Linked DNA regions of Homo sapiens: region 1 is linked to region 2. A link is a loop called in an ENCODE intact Hi-C map of the cell type or tissue named here. Cell type or tissue: PC-3. All regions are shown on one strand. Region 1 has its middle 790 kb from the start of MIR4268. Region 2 overlaps LOC105373896 (a long non-coding RNA gene).

Region 1 (5,000 bases), 79 kb after region 2:
TATACAAATAGAGAAAGTGTAACATAACATGTAATGAAAAGCATAATTGTGTAGTTCAGGGTGTGTATGTACGGGATGGCCCAATAACATATGCTTCAAACTGCCTTTATTAGAATGGGATTACAGATCATTTCATTCTGCCTCCCACATGTACCATGTGTCACTCTATAGTAACGAAACGGAAATCACTCACCATACACACAAATCTTTTCACTATTGAATAAATAAATACATACTTAAAGTCGAACTTCTTCCTAAATTAAAAAAAATCTAATTAATATTTTTCCCTGATTTGGTAAAGTATTACAGATCCTGTGGGGCAAAACAATTGGTGGCTAGGTTTAACGACACAAGGCAATCACTGACTGCAAAGGCATTTTCTCAACAAAAGCTGTGTTCTATTAGTATTCAGTAAATCCTTGAAACGGACATAAGCTCAAGCCGCCAGGCTGCTCTTTATCTGTCATTATCGGCTGTTCTTTGATGAAACTGCTATCTTGGAAAATGCATCTACCTTCCTTGGGAGATTGTTAAGCACTGAAGAATGAACGAACCTGCAATTTCTAGGCCTTGTGGTTTTGCTCTGCATAGCAACCAATGGCAGAAGGTATGTGTGGCATCTCTGATCAGCCTGATCCTGAAATAAGAAGGTTATACAACCAATTTCAAAGCCAGGTTTTGTTCATTGGGTAAAAATTCACTAAATCCCATATATCTCCTAATGGACTCTGTCCATTTTTCAATTTTTTCCGTAAAACTGAAAGAAAACCTATCCAACTAATAAAAATAAACCTTTAATTCGAGCAAGGCAAGATGACAATGCAATTTTAACTCAAGCTTCGTTTGAAATTAACTGATTGGAATATCCTAGATGATGAAATGCTAGGTTAGTTGTCTTTGGGAACTGAAGTTATCCTTTGGTGCTTGAATAGACATCTTTGAACATTATTCTTTCCATCTCGTCTAAATTTCTCTTTCAAGTTCTCTCCTCTAGTCTCCAGTGTCATTGTGCTGAACTATAGTGATAGTGTCCATTGTTCCCCCAAAGTCATAGTTGTGTAGATTCATGTTTCCACGGTGAACTTCTGACATGAAATTATCAAAGATACATAAAACAGAGCAAACTGTCCTTTCTCATCTCCCCAACCACTTTTTATTTCATTTTCATTACTCTATGTAGTCATAGGGCTGACATATAAAAATGGTCTAGACTATTGCTTCAATTTCTGCATGGAAACATGACTTGTGTTCCTAGTGCAACATCCATTAAAATGGTAATGTCAGATCAATGGACCCATGCTGACTCAAACACTCTTCCAAGAATGTGTGATAGCAGGCAGCCTTTCTATCAGGGGCCACAAACTGAAATAATTGTCACGTTTACTGAACACCTGCTATGTGTCAGGAACTATTCCAGGGACTTTGTATGTAGTGAGTTCAATTAATCTTTATATACCCCTATGAGGTAGGTATTATTGTTATCTTCATATCCCAGATGAAAAAATTAAAGAGAAGGTAAGTACCTTGCCAAAGGTTACACCACTAGTAAATGAAGGCAGAAGGATAAGCAGCCAAGTCTTGTGGCTATAGTCAGCTTCCTAAACGACTACTTACCTCCAAAACTCAAGTACTGTAGGGTTAAAGCAGGTTATAGAAATGAGCAAAGCAGACAATCCCAGCTTCTGGTTGCTAGGTAGTAATATGGACTTGATATTGACATATCTATTCATATTACAGAAGAAATCTGAAACCTGAAACCTGGATTGCTTATGTTAAGTCCATTTGCTTTCCAAATGTTGAGAACTGGAACAAGACAAGAATGCCTACTCTCACCACTCCTATTCCACATAGCACAGGAAGTCCTAGCCAGAGCAATCGGGCAAGAGAAAGAAATAAAAGGCATCCAAATAGGGAAAGAAGTCAAACTATGTCTCTTTGTTAACGATATGGTTCCATACTTAGAAAACCCTAAAAACTTCACCCAAAAGCTCTTAGAACTGACAAATGACTTCAGTAAAGTCTTAGGATACAAAATCAATATACAAAAGTCAGCAGCATTTCTATACACCAATAATGTTCTACCCAAGAGCCAAATTAAGACCACAATTCCATTTATAATAGCCATGAAGAAAATTAAATACCTAGGAATACAGCTAACCAAGGAGGTGAAAGATCTCTACAAGAACTACAAAACACTGCTGAAAAAAATCAGAGATGACACAAATAAATGGACAAATATTTCATGCTCGTGAATCAGAAGAATCAATAGTGTTAAAATGGCCATACTTCCCAAAGCCATTTACAGATTCAATTCTATTTCTATCAAACTGCCAATGTCACTTTTCACATAACTATAAAAAACTATAAAATTCATATGGAACCAAAAAAGAGCACAAATAGCCAAAGCAACCCTAAGCAAAAAGAACAAAGCCAGAGGCATCGCATTACCTGACTTCAAACTATACTATAAGGCTATAGTAACCAAAACAGCATAGTAATGGCACAAAAACAGACACATAGACCAATAGACCAGATTACAGAACCCAGAAATGAAGCCACACATTTACAACCAGCTGATCCACACAAGTTCAACAAAAAATAGGCAAAAGACATGAACAGACACTTCTCAACAGAAAACATGTAAGTGGCCCATAAACATATGAAAAAATGCTCATCATCGTGAATCATCAGAGAAACACAAACCAAAACCACAATGAGATACCATCTCACGCCAGTCAGAATGACTTTTGTTAGAAAGTCAAAAAACAACAGATATTGGCAAGGCTGTGGAGAAAAGGAGACACTTACAAACTCTTGGTGGGAATGTAAATTAGCCCAGCCACTGTGGAGAGCAATCTGAAGATTTCTCAAAAATGAAGAGTTGAACTACCATAAGTTGTACCCAAAGGGAAATAAGCCATTCTACTGAAAGGACACATGCAACCCTATGTTTATTGCAGCAATATTCACAATAGCAAAAACTTGGAATCAACCCAAGTACTCATCAGTGGTGGATTGGATAAAGAAAATGTGGTACATATACACTATGGAATACTATACAGCTATCAAAAAGAATGGAATCATGTTCTTTATAGCAACATGGATGCAGCTGGAGGGCATGATCCTAAGAGAACTAATATGGAAACAGAAATCCAAATACCATTTGTTCTCACTCATAAGTGGGAGCTAAACATAAAGATGGGAATAATAAACAATGGGGTCAACTAAAGCAGGAAGAGCAGGAGGAAGGAAAGGGCTGAAAAACTTCCTATTGGGTACCCTGATCACTACCTGGGTGACGGATTCAGTCATACTCTAAACCTTAGCATCACACAATATACCTTTGTAACAAACCTGCACATGTATCCTCTTTATTCTAAAATAAAAGTTGAATAAGAAAAAAAAATTGCTAAATATTGAGTATTATTTTATAATTGCTTTTAAACACCATTCTGAAAACAAACCACATTTCTAAGAACCACAACTTAGCAACCTCTACTTTAAAGACATAGTGTGGCACATTGGAGTACAGCACAAACTGCATGAGAAGCTGTTTACACTTTTAAGAAGAAATTTGCAGAATTGTCAAGCTGAGGCCCATATAGCTCATCTTGGCCAACATTCCATCCCAAGTGAGAACAGCCTATAGTGCATCGGCTCATTTCATCACCTGGACAAGAAAATTGTTAGAAAAATCTTCCTTCTATTCCATCAAAATAGTCCTTTTGGTTTTTAAGTGATCTTAGCTCTGACTCTCTGGAGATACACCACTAAGACAAATCTTTCTTCTACAGAATACTCTTTCAGCTTTCTGAAGGCAGCTAATGCGCTTCTTCATCTTCTATTTTATATTCTATAATCACAGATTCTTCAATAAGTCCAGTGACATGGTTTCAAAAACTTTAACCAGCCTTTAAATAAAGGCGAACAATAACTTTTACAAGCATCTGATATGTGCTATTCTGATGGTGTCCGAACTCTTTTACTGATTTACAGTTGTCTCCCATAAATGTATTTTGAATATATATTGTTATAAGTTTAACTTTATATGTTACTTTATAAATTGTATATGCCTAGATAATATACATTTGCTATCTCAAGGCACAATACATATTTAATTTAGTTCAAGGTTTCTCAACATCAACACTATTGATTTGGGGCCAGATAATTCTTTGTTGGTGGTGGGAGCTATACAATGTACATTATAGGAGGTTTAACTACATCCCTGGTCTCTCCCAATTAGAGGCCAATAGCACGTTTCAGTTTTAATAACTAAAAATATCTAGGCATTGCTAGTATTCCAAATGTCTCTTCAGGGGCATGGTCACCCCTGATTTAGAACCATTGATTTAGGGCAAGGTTTATCATTCAATGTTACAGATCCATAGTTCAGATGTTCTTCTTGACTATTTCAAATGTGTTAGCCAGCTTCTTTAGGCTTATTTAGATTGCTATTGCTTTTAGCTCTTCATGTGGCTAATAAGCAGTTTGTGCTGGGAACAGAAGTACAAGTTCTCCTATCTTGTTTGGTTTCCTTGTTCTACCATTAGTTTTACTTTTGATCTGGTGCCTCATTGAGAGAAACTTCTCAAGTCCCTTCTCAAACCCACTTAACTGGGTCTGTTTAAGTTGAAGTATGTCGTGATCCCCAGAGCACATGGGAGTGTGGGCACCAGGATGAAACCTTTGCTCCAACCCCATATATGGTACAGGGTACGTGACACACCATCATCTAACTTCTGGTCCCAGAGAGCATGCCAGTGACAATCTGTAGAACAAAGATCACTTAGGTTCAATGAATTTCTTTCTCTCTATAAAATGTAAATATTAATAGCAGTTCTAATAATTTTACCTTCCCACAAAGAACTATTTTGCTCCTCTCTGGGTTACATATATCTCACTTTAGAGATCATGGTACCCAGCAATGGAAACTCCAGGAACATTACCTTATTTATTTCAGATTAAAAATTTCCACTAAAATATGGAACCCAAACAAGAGC
Region 2 (5,000 bases):
AGGTCCCTCACACGGGAAACTTGTTTATACTGGAAGATGCCCTTGTAGCTCTTGTATGACCCGTGTGCAACTGCCTGACCATTGCTCTGGCAATAAGGACTGTCCCAGTCACGTGATGCAGGAATGAAGAGTCAGAGAGAGAGAGTGAGTGAGTGCACAGATTGTGGCAACTAGCAGTATATATAAGGGAATAGGATGCATGTCACTTTAAGTTCATGGGCAAAGATTAGGTTGGTGCAAAAGTAATTGCGTTTTTTTTTTTTTTTTTTTTGCACCAATTGAAAAATAAACACCTGAATGGTCCCTTTAAAGGAAGTTTCTGGGAAACAAGATGAAAGAGATGCCTCTAAGTTTTTATCTCTGGCTATAGGCTTGAGCCATCTGGGTGTAGTGTAGAACTGGAAACTGTGAAGGGTGACTGAGCCCTTATGGCATGAAAAAGCTAAACTTGTATTGAAAATAGATGTCCCAGCACTTTGGGAGGCTGAGGTGTGTGGATCATGAGGTCAGGAGTTCAAGACCAGCCTGGCCAAGATGGTGAAACCCTGTCTCTACAAAAAATAGAAAAATTAGCTGGGCGTCTATAATCCCAGCTACTCAGGAGGCTTAGGTAGGAGAATCGCTTGAACCTGGGAGGCAGATGTTGCAGTGAGCGGAGATCGTGCCACTGCATCCAGTCTGGGTGACAGAGCAAGACTCCATCAAAAAAAAAAAAAAAAGAAAGAAAGAGAAAGAAAGAAAGAAAGAAAGAAAGAAAGGAAGAAAGAAAGAAAGAAAGAAAGAAAGAAAGAAAGAAAGAAAGAAAGAAAGAAAGAAAGAAAGAAAGAGAAAGAAAGAAAGAAAATAGATGTCAAGGCAACATAAAATTATAAGAATTCACTAGAGGTTCCTAACTCAGGTCTAATGGATTGTAACAGAAAGGCCCTGCTAGGCTCTTCCTATTTTACATATTAGGCATCCATTTAAGGATTCTCTTTCACTACTGTATTCTGCTGAGGGGAAAAACAATTGAGTCCTGCTGTCTTGTAAGTGTTTTAGTAGGTAGTGTCAACGGTAATTGCTGTAGAGATAGGAAAGAAACCAAACTCCAGTCAGTATTTGATTCAGGCTTTAAGGAGGGAATAGGGCCAGAACTAACCCAAGGGTAGGCCTGATAGAAGGCAAACATTTAAGACGGAGAAAAATAACCTTCGTCTTTACTAAGCAGCAAAAGGAACCAGCTGCTCTTCTCAGAAGGAAATGTGATACAAACATAGGCTACCTCGTGTAGTGTCAAATATGTTAATAATGTATACAGAAATGGTTTCTAATCGTGAAGATATTTTTCAAAGCATGAGAACAAGAAGATTAAGAAAAACCCACAAATTGAACTTATCATTGTCAGCTAGATAGGTGGACTCTCAAATACTTTTTCCAAATAACTGTTCTGTTTATACATAAACACAATAAAATGGGAGCTCATTTTCTAAGGAGTTTGGTGAAAGGGTGTGTGTATCTGGAGAAGGGATTATGACTTTATTTAAATGAAACACACACACTCAATAAAGATCAAGGAAGATGTGGCTGATTTTAATTGAGATAAATTGTACCTAGTGCACTCTCACTACTAGTACACAGCCACTCCTGTTCAAAGAAATACAATATAATTTGTATTTTTATATTCTAGAAAATCAGGCTTCTCAAATATTTTAAAGATGAGGAGCCACTTAGTTGAATATTGCATTAAAATGTAAATATTATTTTCCAGCTTTTCTACTTTTAGCATTTAAATTGCCAGGTCTCACATAGAGACAATTGCTTATCCCATTATAAGCTTGATTTTTAAATACTGAGATCTGTCTACGTGGCAGTTTGTCTTTTTAATTCTTTTCTTCATTACTTCCAGGGCATAGCATAGAATTATAAAAGGTTTTAAATCACTGCTAACTCAAAAAGTCCATAATCACAAGACATCTTCTTCTACCTCTTCTACCTATGTAGCAATAGAAAAACACACTGAGGTTCTTTTTCATGGATTCACATATTTTTACAGTAATATCTGCACGTTAAAATTTACAGAAAGTTCACATGGAGGTGCTCACTTGAAACTACAAACTTCCAAGCTAAAAAGAGTATCTTCATTTAAAAAATGTCAAAACTAATTTTTCCAGGGACTAAATGACTTGTCCAAGGTTGTATGGATCTCAGAGAGACCTGGGTTCATTTGTTGGCTCTGATTTGGGGCCCTAACTTCCCTCAAGTGTTAAATAGGTACTGAGAGTGTAGCAACCACATAGGGGTGTTAAAAAGACAAAATGAGATAAATTAAGGAAAGGCTTAGCATAGAAATGGTACCTAGCAGGGGCTTAATAAATGCTCCTTACAAGTAGTAAAAGGATTTCAACTTGATTACCAAGCACTGCGTCTAATTGCCTCTCCTGCTTCCTATCCTTTGATGTTGCAAACGTGTTAAAGAATCCGGGAATGTGTTCAGATTGAACATGGCCCAAAATTGCAGTCACTCATGCCTTGTGGCTTACTGAGTTAGCCAGGGAAGTGATGGTGACAAACCAGAGCTACAGGATCGTTGGGGCACATATTCGGGTTGACTTCACGCAAGTTCTTCAAAACTTTGTTCATTTGCGAGGAAACATAGAATAATAAAAACACAGATTACAGGCTCATAAACGGTCGTCTTACAAAAATCCACTGCATGTTTGAGTTCCTTCAACACTAATTCTGGTGGTTGTGCATTTTGTGTATGGTCCCTTCCAGAGATGGGAAGCTCCTGCTCCCTGGGCAGTTCACTCCCACACAGATGGTTCTGACAATGGAAAGACACTCATTAAATGGGAGGAAATTCTATCACAAAGTCCACTTGTGCTGGTTGGAATAAATTAAATTCCTCTTTCTAAAGACATTCTTTCGAAATGTGAAAACAGTTCCACTGACTCATTGTTGAATGATAGCCAAGTAATTCAACAATTTCTCTTTAGACTTGGAAAAAGAAGAGCCTCACATTCCTGGCCAGTTTTCTCTGAATGCCGACTAGTGTATCCTTATCATTTGTTTAATATAATTTTAACTTTTACTTTAGAATAAGGGGGGTACATGTGCAAGTTTGTTACAAAGGTATATTGTATGATGCTGAGGTTTGGGATATAACTGAACCTGTCAGCCAGGTAGTGAGCATAGTACCCAATAGTTTTTACACCCTTGCTCCCTCCCTCCCTTCCCACTCCAGTAGTCCCCAGTGTCATTGTTGCCATCATTATGTCCATGAGTACCCAATATTTAGCTCACACTTATAAGTGAAAACATGTGATATTTGGTTTTCTATTCCTGGGTCAATTTGTTTAAGATAATGGCCTCCAGATGCATCTGGTTTGCTGCAAAAAAACATGATTTTGTTCTTTTTTATGGCTGCATATATTCCACAGTGTATATGACTTTTTTTTAATCCAGTCTACTACTGATGAGCACCGAGGTTGATTCCATGTCTCTGCTATTGTGAATAGTGCTGCAATGAACATATGAGTGCATGTGTCTTTTGGTAAAATGTTTCATTTTCTTTTAAATATGTACCCAGTAATGAGATTGCTGGGTTGAATGGTAGTTCTTTTTAAAGTTCTCTGAGAAATCTCCAAACTACTTTCCACAGTAGCTGAACTAATTTACATTCCCACCAACAGTGTCTAAGCATTCCTTTTTCTCCATAGCCTCACCAGCATCTGTTGTTATTTGACTTTTTAATAATAGCCATTCTGACTGGTGTGAGATGGTATCTCATTGTGGTTTCAGTTTGCATTTTTCTCATTATTACTAACATAGGAAACATCATTCTGGATTATCAGCCCTGGGAAAGAATTTATAACTAAGTCCTCAAAAGCAATTGCAACAAAAACAAAAATTGACAAGTGGGACCTAATTAAACTAAAGAGCTTCTGCACAGCAAAAGGAGCTATCAACAGAATAAACAGTCTACAGGATGGGAGAAAATATTTGCAAACAATGCATCTGACAAAGGTCTAACATCCAGAATCTATAAGGAACTTGACAAGAATAAACAAATAGCCCCATGAAAAAGTGGACAAAAGACATGAACAGACACTTCTTCAAGGAAAAGACATACAAGTGATCAAGCTTGCTATTTTTTATAGTTCATGCTCCAAACGGAGAACAGACCCATTAGTGTGATATAAAGTACATCTTCTTTGTGCTTAGTTCTATGCTTTGATCAAGGCAGCCTGTTAGTGACTATTCTTGACTCCCATTATGCTTACATAAGGCAACTCACATGTGTAAGGCAACTGTCTTTCTCTTTTTTTGAAGTACTGGACAACACTCCTGGGTGACATCTCTAATCCTTTACTCACATGATGAAAATTGAGAGATATAAAGGATCATAGATACTAAGTAGTCCAAAGGTAGCAAACTAGCCCACAAACCCAGTTGATTTGGTATACACAGATTTGGCAAGCGTGATGTCTTAAAGACAAATTGAAGCCCATTTTCAAGAGCTGCATACATTGGCACCCTTAGCAGGGCAGTAAGACTTGTGATCCTGAATGACCACAATCACCCGGAGCTGTCTCTGCTATCTATTTAGACCAAGCATGCTTGTTCCAGGTGCTCACAACTGACCCCCTTCACTGACTTCCATTACCTGCCTGCTCCCTGAATGAGTTAGCAGATCCACAGCGGTTTCAAGGATATGCATCTGATTTCCCTCTACCTCCTCAACTTTTCTCTCATTCGCAGCCTGCCTTCACTTCTAGTTTCACTTACCTACCTAAAGGCGCTCTACAAGATCGCTGAAACTCCATCTATAAGTGCCGATGACTCTACATTTGGCCATTCTCTCAAACTCCAGAATAGTCCTTCCAGTTGTCCCTCTTTCCCCAGCCATTTCTGTGCTTGTCTTTTCTGTGTGTGTGTCTACCTTTCCACATTCGTGTCTTACCCAGCTCATCCAGAACAGTTCCTCTGGTTTCTGCTCTGTCCTGCCATCTGTGTCTGGA

What was found. A loop is a pair of places that touch in the nucleus more often than their neighbours do. Peaks named below come from ENCODE experiments on the same cell type or tissue, not always from the same donor. Only the 100,000 strongest peaks of a DNase experiment are listed, where the experiment ranks them.
Region 1: a loop joins it to region 2, with 2.6 times the contacts of the local background. A loop is called at or near these places in 1 of 110 quality-filtered maps.

What each region holds. Positions count from the first base shown.
Region 1 is chr2:220,699,040-220,704,039 of GRCh38, reverse strand. No RefSeq gene overlaps it. Among named protein-coding and RNA genes, the nearest start is that of MIR4268, 790 kb to the right of the region's middle. In PC-3, no CTCF peak of the experiment used is centred here; a DNase peak (open chromatin) is centred at 2,709.
Region 2 is chr2:220,778,037-220,783,036 of GRCh38, reverse strand. All of the region lies in intron 3 of LOC105373896 (a long non-coding RNA gene), which reads right to left. Among named protein-coding and RNA genes, the nearest start is that of EPHA4, 790 kb to the left of the region's middle. RefSeq lists an enhancer at 755-1,296. In PC-3, no CTCF peak of the experiment used is centred here; a DNase peak (open chromatin) is centred at 2,906; H3K4me3 peaks cover 432 bases; H3K27ac peaks cover 444 bases.